3 separate regions of the Homo sapiens genome follow, and regions 1 and 3 are each linked to region 2. Evidence: chromatin contacts called from ENCODE Hi-C or POLR2A ChIA-PET data. All regions are on one chromosome and are shown on one strand. The core of a region is the stretch at or near the end of the contact, and the rest is flanking DNA. Distances in the headings are between cores, read along the strand shown. Region 1 has its middle 7.1 kb from the start of BCAS1. Region 2 holds the start of FAM210B (family with sequence similarity 210 member B). Region 3 holds the start of VAPB (VAMP associated protein B and C).

Region 1 (4,124 bases), core at 1,581-4,080, 2.3 Mb before region 2:
TGCCCTTTCTGTGCTTTCGTTTTATGACCTAAAAATGGTTCTATTGGCAGCACCCAAGTTATAGAGTTGGTGTGGGAATTAAATGAGATAATTCACAGAAAATGCTTAGCACAGTGCCTGGCACCCAGTATGCTTAATAAAATGACACAGTCACTAAGGATAGGGTTGGGATTTAAACACATAGCATCTGACCTCAGGACCTGCACTCTTAACAACTAAATTTACACATGCATATGTAATATATATGCACACACATGCATAAACATATCAACATAATTAAAGGAAAATAAAAAATAGTAACAAAACTCACAAATAATCTAGAAACCCCATGCAAACTGCATTGAATGTGGATTACTTGACCATGCATCTCTGTTTCAAATCTCTGATTCTTTAGGTCATATTTTAAAACTTACACAACATTTTGAGAACTACGTTGGATGCTTTCTCATGGAGAATGCATCCAGTGTAGTGCATGGAGAGAGTCTAATCCTCCTAATCTAGTTGAAGTGTGAGAATATCATGCAATAAACAGAACACAGTTTTGTATTCACCTCTATCCCTGTCCCTGGAGATAGGATGGGGGTTTACTGCTGTCATCGGCAAAGACCATACCTGCCATTTCCCCTGATTCAAACCATGTTCTCCATCATGATATGCTGTTTACTGACCTCTGTGAGGGGGCCAGTGATGAGCACAGTGGTTAAGAGAAGGCCTTGGAATTACACCCCAGTTTGAACTCTGGCTCATACTTCTGTGCTGTGCAAAATCAAGCATGTGCAAAATCAAGTTGTGCAAAATCTTCTTACTCTAAAATAGAAACAATAACATCTCTCCTGAGGATTGTTTTGAAGATAAAATGGCATGAGGAATGAAAACACCAAGCCCAGATGCTGACAAACACTAAGGGCTCAACCAGAAATACCGGTTATTACTGTAATTGGCTATCATTGAGTCTACAGAGATGTGTACAACCATGATGCAGCCATATATTCAGAGAGATTAATTTTCGTCACCACTATTGGGCACCCCTCTTTTTTTTTTTGAGACGGAGTCTTGCTCTGTCACCAAGCTGGAGTGCAGCGGTGCAATCTTGGCTCACTGTAACCTTTACCTCCCGGGTTCAAGCGATTCTCCTGCCTCAGCCTCCCGAGTAGCTGGGACTATAGGTGTGCACCACCACGCCCAGCTAATTTTTGTATTTTTAGTAGAGATGGGGTTTCACCATGTTGGCCAGAATGGTCTTGATCTCTTGACCTCGGGGCACCCTTCTTTTATTGCGAAAATTGTGTCTTATTTATATTTGTAACCTAAGTGCCTACCTGAATGCCAGCCCAACGTCAATGTTGCCTCAATGGCTCATGGCATGTTGAATACAATATGGTACCTGCCATATCAGTCTTAGGTTTAGATCTCAGCTCTGCTTCAGCTATGCCATGTGAATGTGGGCAAATTCCTTAAGCTCCCTGGAACTGTTTTCTCACTGCCAAATAGGGATGGGACGTTTAATGTATGGGAAATGTCTAGCACACAGCCTGGTACATAACTTGTGATGTACAGCAGCAGAAGGTAACTGCTGTTTTTCATCATTATTAGTATTATTGGAGTATAAAAAAAGTAATATAGAAAGGAAGAAGCCAAGGGTGGTGGTTGAGGCAGAGCAAGGTCTCCCCACCTCTGCACTACTGCCATGTGGGGCTGGATCTTCGGTGCTGTAGGGGCTGTCCTGTGCATCGTAGGGTGTTTGGAGCATTCCTGGTCTCTACCCATAGGTGCCAGGAGCATGTCTCCAGTTGCCATGAGAAAAGATGTCTCTGGACATTGCCAAATGACTCCTAGGGGGCAAAAGCTTTCCCGTTGAGAACCACTGGGGTAGAAGGATGGGTGAAAGTTTGGTAGCCACTTTGCAGGGGGTGCACTTCCTCTGGAAAGCTGAAAATTGGCAAGGATAGGAGGCTTGGAGTATGGATGATAGAAATTCCAGAGAGAGAAAAGAGGCAGGGAAATACATCATACGCTCTGGGATCAGCAGGTGCCCAGTAGTTGGAATATAGGATATTATTGCAATACTTAGTATTATTTTTATTGAGAATAAGGCTATGAATGTGGCCAGGGAAAGAGCTTGGGTATCATGCTAGGGGTCTGGGCTTTATCCTGAAGGGTCACCAAATATACTGACACTGTGAGGAATTTGGGGTAGTGTTGCTTGATAAAATAATGAAATTATGACACAGCTATAGCACGGATGAACCCTGAAGACACTATGCTAAGTGAAATGAATCAGACACAAAAAGAAAAATATTGTATAATTCCACTTATATGAGAAGACTTAAATTCATAGAGAAAGAAAATAGAATGTTGGTTGTCAGGGGCTGACAGAAGGGGAATGGGAACTTACTGTTTAACGGGTACAGAGTTTAGTTTGGGAAGATGAAAAAGTTCTGGAAATGGATAATAGTGATAGTTGCACAGTATTTAGAATGTGCCTAATACCACTAAGACGTATATTTAAAATGGTTAAAAAGATAAATTTTATGTTCCTTATATTCTATCACAATAAAAAATACAAGTCCAGTTAAATTTGAATTCCAGATTCAACAATAAATAATTTTTTTACTCTAAGTATGTCTCAAATACTGCATAAGCATAGCATAAGTATGTTTCATGTACAATATTGGACATACTTATACAAAAACAATTATTCATTATTGTTGAAATTCAAATATACTTGAAATTCAAATTTAACTGGGTGTGCTGTACTTGTATTTGGTAAATTTGCCATCCCTAAGTTGGGGGCATTGCTGAGGGTGGACTAGAGGGAAGGGAATGGTGGCAGGCAAGCCACAGAGGATGCATTTAGCCACAAGTAGCAGGAAACGTGATGGACAGCAGCTTAGACCAAAAGAGCATTTCCGGTTTAATTAACAGGAAATCCACAGGAAGGTGCTTCCGGGGCTGGTGCAGCCGCTCAACAGTGTCTTTGAAACTCAGGTTCTTTCTGATTTTCTCCTCTGCCAGACTCAGGTATTCATCTCATCAAAGCAAGAAGACCACCTCAGCTCTAGAACCACAGTCTCCCCCTAACTTCAGCTGCACGGAGCAGGGATAGACACAAAAGACCTTTCCTTCCCAGATATTGTTGAAAAAAAAAAAAAAAGAAAAGAAAGAAAGAAAAGAAAAAATAGAAACTTTTTTTTTCCTTCTGGGAGAAAAAGCTTTTGAGAAGGCCTCAGACAGAGTAATCGACTTCTCTTCATGCCTCACTTGTCAGAACTGGATCTCACCACTCCCATTCGCAAACCAGTCCCTGCAAAGGGTAGTAGGATTGCTGTAATTGGCTTAGGTCAGGAGTCAACAAACTTTTTCTGGAAAGATCCAGATAGCAAATATTTTAGGCTTTGTGGGCCAAATGGTCTCTGTTTCACACTACAATTCTGCCATTGTAGTGTGAAAGCAGTCAAAGGCAAAGTTTAAATGGATGTGGCTGTGTTTCAATAAAACTTTATTTAAAAAAATACAGGTGGTGACATAACAACTAAACTCTAAGAGTCTGGACAGAAGCCAGACAAAGAAAGCTGTGGAAAGAACATTGAACTTGGAGTCAGCCCCGCTCACCTGGTCTGAACTCTTGGCTTTGCCTTGTGTCCTCAAGTAACCTACTTCTCTCTGAACCTCAGATTCTTCAGCTGCAAAATGGGGATAATAATATTCACCTACTAAGGTTCTTGTGGGGGAAGTAGGCAATGGAAGTGAGTGTAAGGAGGGAAGAGTAGAAGGAGTCCAACAATAATCTGAGTTTTCTGAGCTCAAGAATGTCAATACAGGCAGGGCACAGTGGCTGACGCCTGTAATCCCAACCGAGGCGGGCAGATCACCTGAGGTCAAGAGTTCAAGACCAGCCTGGCCAACATGATGAAACCCTGTCTCTACTAAAAATACAAAAATTAGCCAGGAGTGGTGGCACACGCCTGTAATCCCAGCTACTCAGGAGGCTGAGGCAGGAGAATTGCTTGAACCCGGGAGGCGGAGGTTTCAGTGAGCCTAGATCGCGCCACTGCACTCCAGCCTGTGCGACAGAGCGAGACTCCATCTAAAAAAAAACCAAAAAACAAAAAAAATAAAAATAA
Region 2 (3,952 bases), core at 656-3,155:
ATCAGATGCCATCTGGAGGTGGCACTGTCACCGGGTGACAGAGGGGCTTCAGGCAAGGCATCTCTACAACATCCCAGCTAACGTGTGTGCCCTCTCTGTGCACCAGGCACTGAGTGAAGCCCTTTCCAAGAACTGTGTCAAAGAATTATCTCAACAATCTCATGGGGGAAACTATTATTATCTTCATTTTACACATGAAAAGACCAAGGCTCAGAGAAGTTGAGTCACTACTTCCAAATCACACAGCTGGACTTCTAGGGCCAACCTGACAGACAATCTGCACCCTTAAGCACTCTTCCCCAGCTTCTTGCAGACACTTAAATGGAAGGATTCCCATCCAGGGGCACTTTAGGACCTCCCTCCAACAGACCCTGTTACTTTCACAGCTATAACTCCATCTTATGTAATAAATATTTTTTAATGCATATGTGTTTAATATCATTTCTGTGCCTGTGTAAGAGCTTGGTTGAGTTGAATTGCAGTTGACTAATAGAATATTACATCTTTTGTAAAATATATTTCTTTTTCTTTTTCTAGAGAGACAGGGTCTCGCTCTGTCACCCAGGCTGGAGTGCAGTAGCACCATCGTGGCTCCCTGAAACCTGGACCTCCTGAGCTCAAGCAATTCTGCGTCAGCCTCCCGAGTAGTTGGGACTACAGGTGCATGCCACCACACCAGGCTAATTTATTTTTATTTTTGTAGTGACAGGGTTTCGCTATGTTGCTCAGGCTGGTCTTGAACTCCTGAGCTCAAGTAATCCTCCCACCTCAGCCTCCCAACGTGCTTGGATTATAGGCATGAGCCATTCCACCCAGCCAGAACATCTTTATTGAAGTATAATTTACACAGCATAAAATTCATCCATGTTAAGTGTACAGTCCCACGAGTTTTAGTTACACAGCTGTCACCATCCCTACAATCTGGGTTTAGGATCCTTCCCTCACCCCAAGACGTTCCTCCCACTCCTTGGCAGTCAATCTCATTTCCCACTCCCAGCCCTAGGCCACCACGGATCTGTTTTAGGTCTCTGTGATTTTGCCTATTCTGGGCACTTCATGTAGCTGGAATCCTCCAGTGTGTGACTTTTGTGCCTAGATTTTTTCAATTGGCATAAGAGCTTTGAGATTCATTTATGTTGTGCATGTATCAGTAGTCTGTTCCCTTTAATTGTTGCATTGCGTCCCATTGAAGACTTGTGCCACAGTACGTCCCAGTTTATGGGCATTCCTAATTGTTGACTAATATTTATAAGATCTCTACAAACATTGGTGTCTTCACATTTTAGTCTTTGAGTGTCGAGCCTTTGTTTCTCTTGAGAAGCTACCGAGGAGTGGAGTTGCTGGGTTGTATGGTTAGTGTATGTCTAACTTTTCAAGAAACTGCCACACCATCTTTCGCTTTACATTCACGCCAACAATCTATGAGGGTCAGAGGACTTTTTATTAAACATGTACTAATATCAATTCTCATATTTATTTTCTTCTTTGGAGCTAACACGTAAACATATCTATAATTTTTTTTCAGATTTCACCCATTTCTGCAGGGAGAAAAGCTCATAAGCCACGGCCCTACGCCCACCTTTGTGCCCGCAGAATAAGGAAACCCGCCAACTACACACCACAGTTAGAAAGCCCAAGACCCTGAAAAGACCTGCACCCACCCCCAAAGGGGCGGGGCTGGTGGGCGGAGAGGAGGCGGGGCGCGCTCCTTCAGCCCCGCCCACCAGCCCTGGACTCCGGCTCCCGAGGAGCGGAGCTAGCGGGTGAGCCAAGGGGATGTGCACAGGCCTCCTCAGTCCCGCCCAGCGCGCGCGCGCGGCGGCGAAGCCGGCGGGCGGGGCCGGGGAGGGCCCTCGCCGGGTCAGCTCCGCCCACCCTCCCCGGCCTCCGCCCGCCTCCCGGGTCAGCGGCGCGGGTGCTGCGCCTAGCTGCGCACCATGGCCGGGTTGCTGGCGTTGCTGGGTCCGGCAGGCAGGGTGGGCGCCCGGGTCCGGCCTCGCGCCACCTGGCTCCTGGGCGCCACCGCCCCCTGCGCCCCGCCGCCCCTGGCCCTGGCCCTGCTCCCGCCCAGGCTAGACGCCCGGCTGCTCCGCACGGCGCGCGGGGACTGCCGCGGCCACCAGGTAAGCACCCCACCCCGACCCTGATCCCGGGCGGTGTCCAGGTCCCCAGACGTCCGCAGGGCCGCGCCGGGGTCCGGCCGCCTCCGCCAAGGACGCCTTTGCACTTGTAGCTGCCCGGGACCGAGCTCTTCCAGGGTCCCCGAAACCCCAAATCCCTGCAAGCCAAGGAAGCGATCCTCCTAGTTGACAGCCAGAGAAACTGAGGCTCGGGAAGGTGTGGCGCTCTGCCCAAGGTCGCGCAGTCTTCGGCCGAGCCCCGGGTCTGCAGAGCCTCAGCCAGGCTGGGGCGCAGCCGACTGACTTGGTCTGAACTTCCACACGTTGCCTGCGGAGTTGTTGTCCAGGCCTTCTGGCTGGGTCTCGCTGTGTTTTGAACACCTCCCGACGCTCGCTGCTCCTCCCTTTTCTTCTGAGTGGAAGAGCAGGCGTCCTCAGGGAAGCCGCGGGCAAGAAACCCACAGTGCTGTTTGTTATGTTTCATTTCCGTCACTTTCCATTGGTGCTAAGTGAAAACTGGTTTTCCTTCAGAGCAGTCATACCAGCTTTCCTTTCAAGAAATCTATCACTTTCTTCCAAGTGAGTCTTTTTAAATAAAAATAGTAGTAAATGAAGTCTGGCGGTCCAGGAATGGCAAGCCCAGACACGCGGAGCCGGCGTCCAGCCCGGAGCGCATCCGGCCTGGCAGTCTGGAGCCTCTTTGTTTGCCTGGGTGCAGACAGGGCCCCTCCATTCATCGCCCGGTGACCTCAGACCGAGTCCTGAAGGCTTTTGAGCTTGTTTTCTGACCTTTAGAGGGCCAAAAATAGCACCTTCCCAGCAAGAGTTTGGGAGACAACTCCATGAGCTGGTGCAGGCCTCAGCGGAGTGCCGCCGGCCCAGCGAACATCTCCTGACCGTTTCCTAGCTTTTCAGTAAGGAGCGGATGGGGATTGGACCCAGGCTTTCATCATGCCTCCTGCCCAGATCAACTTCCTTCCTTGCCTTCTCCAGTCCGACAGGTGGCACACAGGTCTTGGGGATCCTCTCCAGAGTGGCACCTTCTGCACACACCGTGCCGCCTCCTGATGATTCTTCAGGGCCCAGCCCAGCTGTTCCTTCCTCCGGGAAGCCCTCTCTAACGACCTGTGAGGTCTCGGATGCCTCCACTGGGCCTGCTTCCACCCCATGGCTGTGGGTCTTCTCTGCACTCATCTGGAATGGCCTCTTGTCCTGCCTGTCAGCCACATTGACCTTGTCCCCAGCTCAGGCCCTGGCACTGGAGCGGTGTGTGTGTATACAGTGGCAAAGAGTTGGCCTCAGACTCCCTGGATTCCTCTCTCTACTCACTTGTTGTTGACTTTGATCAAATTCCCTTCTCTCTATCTCAGGCCCCTCATCTGTAAAATGGGACGTTAATAATTCAGACTTCATAGAATATGAATGTAAAATGAGATATGTTCATACCTGGCATCTGGTGTGTCCTAAATTAAGGTTAGAAATGACTATAATTGCAGTAAATATATACAGTCACAAGGCCCCAGGGCCCCGTGAGCTGTCCTTGTTTCTTCTGCACCGTGGTAAAATCGGCAGAAACCCAAGTGGGATCAGAACCTCAAAGGAGATTAGGACAAAAGATAACTCATCTGCCTGAGAAAACGCGTCCCCAGCAGGGCCTGGGAGCAGTGCAGGGAGGGTCTGGGCTTGGCCAGAGCCCAGAACCTCCCCTGTCGTCTGTTCTGGCCGCCCACCCTCGTCGGGAGGTAGGAGTGTGCTGCCCAGCTGGGCTCTCCAAATTTGCCAGGTGTTTAATTAAGAGCCAAAGAGGCCCACCCACGCTGCCTTGGCAGGGG
Region 3 (3,655 bases), core at 89-2,588, 2.0 Mb after region 2:
AAGTACTCCAAAGTCTTTATATTTTAAGGAAACAGGGTAAAGACATTTTTACAAATATTTAAAGATATTGGACTTTCACAAGGTAAGTATGCATGCCCAAAAGTTTGAAGTAACCACTAAAACTTAGAAATAGAGTATACAGGTGAAGAAAATCAGAATGAGAATAAAAATAAACCCTAAAGAAGAAAGGAAAGGGGAAAAAAACCAGGCAGGACAAATAGAAATAACAAAATACAATGGTAGAAATAATTCCAGATATATCAGTAAATATAATAAATGTAAATGGACTAAATGCTCCAGTTAAAATACAAAGACTATTCTTTTAAAAAACCTTTTTATCATGAAAAATTTCAAGTATACAGCAAAGTGGGAGAAACAGTACAAGAAAACCATATACCTGCGATGTAGAGTCAGCCATTGCTAGCAATTTGCCACATTTGTCTCACCTATATGGGTATGTATAGGAGACTATTAAGAACACCTATTTAACTTCCATAGTAAACATAATATAATGAAATACAATTTAAACGGTAATCATGATGTAGAGTATCCACTTTTGAGGTCAAGCAGATCTGGATTCTCCAGCAATTTTTAATTATTTAACTTACGTGTGTGGTTATTTATTCAAAAGATGTCTCTTCACTAGGCTATAGTAAAAGGATTGGAATCAGGTTCGCTTTTCTGATCATTGTATTTCTAAATATTTGTTGCATAAACAAATAGAATTTACTAGTAAAGAATTCAGCACAGTGCCAGTTGCATAGTAAACATTTAACGTAGAGTAGCTTGTATTTATTGTAGTTGCTGTTGTTATTGGAAGCATTCAGTAGAGTGATACAAAATAAATAAGCAATAATTGGTAGTTTATTATATTTATAATTATTATTTACAAGACGTCACAGTGCCTAGCCCATATCACTCACCCATAAACATTATACTTATACTAAGTACTTTCACTATTATTCAAAGTCTCTAACAGTGCCTGGCACTACATAAGCAAGAGAAAAGTGGAAGTTTATTCTAATTGTTATTATTGAATAAAGCACTTAACACGAAGCTGGCCCCCAGCGGGCCCTTAATAGTTTCCGCGGTGGCTGTCGTAGCTGGACTACAGACCCCGCCTCCTGAGCGGCCCGAAGCCCCGCCCCTTACTGCCCCGCAGTCCCGCCCCCGTGGCTTGTGCCGCGCCTGCGCACTGTCCCGGAAGGGGCTCTACGCGCGCAGCTTTAGTCCCCGCCCCTGGAGCCGGCGGCGCAGGGCGCAGCTTCCCGCCGCCAGAGCGGGCCAGCCTGCTGCGTGCGTGCGTGTGTACGACTCTGCGTGCGTGCGTGCGTGCGTGCGTGCCGTCAGCTCGCCGGGCACCGCGGCCTCGCCCTCGCCCTCCGCCCCTGCGCCTGCACCGCGTAGACCGACCCCCCCCCAGCGCGCCCACCCGGTAGAGGACCCCCGCCCGTGCCCCGACCGGTCCCCGCCTTTTTGTAAAACTTAAAGCGGGCGCAGCATTAACGCTTCCCGCCCCGGTGACCTCTCAGGGGTCTCCCCGCCAAAGGTGCTCCGCCGCTAAGGAACATGGCGAAGGTGGAGCAGGTCCTGAGCCTCGAGCCGCAGCACGAGCTCAAATTCCGAGGTAAGCCCCAGAGGCCGCCACCTTCCTGCCCGCGGCCTCCGCCCCAGTGCTGGAAGGACGGAGCCCGGCGCGGCGGGTGACGTCGGCCCTCGTCCCCACCCCGACGGCGCTGTCGCGGGGGGCGGCGAGGCCGGGCCGGGCCTTGGCGCTCGCCGCGCTCCCCAGAACTGCCCGGAGTGGCCGGGACCCGAGAGGGCTGGTGCGGGAGCCGGGGCCTGCGCCTCCTCCCCGACCCCCAGCCTCCTGGGACTTGCCTTCGAGGCACTTGTCACTTTGTAACTTACCAGTTTGTGATCCTCTCTAGTGTGAGCCTCCGCCGCTGCCTTTGCCTAGAAGTTTCTTCCCCTGCTCCGTGACAGTGTTGACCTCAGGGCTTAGTTGAGGTGTCAGCTGCTCAGAGAGGCCTGCTGTGACCACCCAGCCACCGTGCACACCTGCTGTCATTCCCTATTCCGTCACTGTTTCGTGGTCAGCACGGCACTTTTCATACCCAAAATCACTGTTTCAATACTAGAAGGGAAACTGCATGAGGACAGGCTCTTGTCAGTTCGCTGCTGTGTACCCAGCACACATTATACGCCTAGTAAATAAATACCTGTTGAACCAACAGATGAACATGTTGAACCAACAAATGAACCTCCTCAGGACTTCTGATGGGATTGGGCCCATTTTCCTTTCACTGCGTCCCTCATGCTGTCTCCTGGTTGCGGTGCAAGGAGGCTGCCACGGTGCTGGGATCCTTTTTCTCCGCAGAGCTGTCTGGAGCAACACCTGCGGCGATGGGAAGCCATGACCCTGGTTTCTCCCAGATACTATTACCTCTGTAATTTGTGCCTTTATGTTTTCTATGTTGTTACTTTTGTTTTTTTTTTTTTTTTCCTACCTTCACCAGGGCCACGAGGTAAAAGTTCTTGTCTGACATGCTCATTCTTTCTTTTTGCGTGTATCCAGTGATGTGGGAGGCTCTGGGGAGGTGATGGATGCACAAGACAGATAAGGCCTCTGCTCTCACAGAGCTTACCTTCCGACGAGGACAGACAAACCAACACACAAGATCATTGCAGATAGTGCTAAGTGCTGTGTAGGAAATGGAACAGTCTGACTCCATGGAAGCGTACTTTAGATTGGAAGGCCGGGTCTCCACTATATCGCTAGCACCGGACTCACAGTAGATGCTCAGTTGGTATTTATGAATGAATGAATGGCCAGAGGCTCTCCAGTTTATATGTCCTATTGGGAAGTAGTGTAGGGTAACTTACCCAAAGTTACCCAGTTGGCAAATGGTACATTTGAACCCAGACTTCAGAGTTCACGCTCTTAACCGTTTTGCTGTCTGATCGCTGGGAAATACTCCAGAACGGTGGCTGTCACTTTGCCTTCCAAGTTAACAATGTGAAATAACTCTGAATTTACAGAGAACCAAAGGCTTTCCAATTAAAATGAAAAAACCGAAAAACCCCACCAAACCTACCGTGGATTGTAATTCCAGGATAGTACTTGAGCTTTCATGATGTTCTCATGGCCTTCTGGGGATGCCAGATTGGGAAAGAAGTCCAGGTAGCTAAAGTGAAAATAGTGAGCCTTAGTTTCCACTTGAGTTGTCTGAAGTTCTTTCTCTATCTGGGAGGCCTGGCTTGGCTTCTCCTGATAATTGGTGGGTTCATTCGGTTAGTCCACAAACATTTACTGAGTACCTGATCTGTGTGTCAGATACCCAGAGAAGCCAAGTTATATCAGCTGTACTCTCCTATTTTCCCTCAACCTCCTCCCAGTACTTTAGGGAAGGGGGCAGATGAGAATAACAGCCAGGACAGGACAATGATGTAGGGTAGTCCAGAGTGCTCCAGGAGCATTGAGGAGGTCAACTCCTGAAAGAGGTGTCATTTGAGCTCAGTTATAAAGGTCGAGTAGAAGAAGGCTCAAAGAAGGAAAGGGTGGGGAACATTTCAGACAGAGGAAATTGCATGCACAGAGGCACAAACACTGAGATGACTGGGCTCCTTTGGGATGCCACTAGTAGTTTTTTTT

Evidence for each region. A loop is a pair of places that touch in the nucleus more often than their neighbours do. ChIA-PET counts read pairs that join two places held with the same protein, here RNA polymerase II (POLR2A). Pooled maps may share reads with other maps.
Region 1: a loop to region 2 is called in a pooled map, with 4 times the contacts of the local background. The contact joins the enhancer-like site here to the promoter of FAM210B in region 2. A Hi-C loop is called at or near these places in 2 of 50 pooled maps.
Region 3: a map of B cell shows a loop between it and region 2 (36-fold over the local background). The contact joins the promoter of VAPB here to the promoter of FAM210B in region 2. A Hi-C loop is called at or near these places in 1 of 168 maps with a recorded cell type or tissue (B cell) and 5 of 50 pooled maps. POLR2A ChIA-PET finds 5 or more read pairs at or near these places in 1 of 52 experiments (CD4-positive, alpha-beta T cell).

The regions. Positions count from the first base shown.
Region 1 is chr20:54,075,586-54,079,709 of GRCh38, forward strand. No RefSeq gene overlaps it. Among named protein-coding and RNA genes, the nearest start is that of BCAS1, 7.1 kb to the left of the region's middle. RefSeq lists a silencer at 4,120-4,124. Within about 2 kb of position 2,831, at least 3 of the 41 ENCODE cell types and tissues checked have a DNase peak (open chromatin) inside an H3K27ac peak, as active enhancers do.
Region 2 is chr20:56,357,069-56,361,020 of GRCh38, forward strand. FAM210B (family with sequence similarity 210 member B) reads left to right here and starts at 1,906. Exons shown (of 3, transcript NM_080821.3): 1 at 1,906-2,123. The coding sequence starts at 1,938. RefSeq lists a silencer at 1,583-2,182.
Region 3 is chr20:58,387,891-58,391,545 of GRCh38, forward strand. VAPB (VAMP associated protein B and C) reads left to right here and starts at 1,339. Exons shown (of 6, transcript NM_004738.5): 1 at 1,339-1,627. The coding sequence starts at 1,570. RefSeq lists silencers at 1,048-1,487, 1,748-1,867.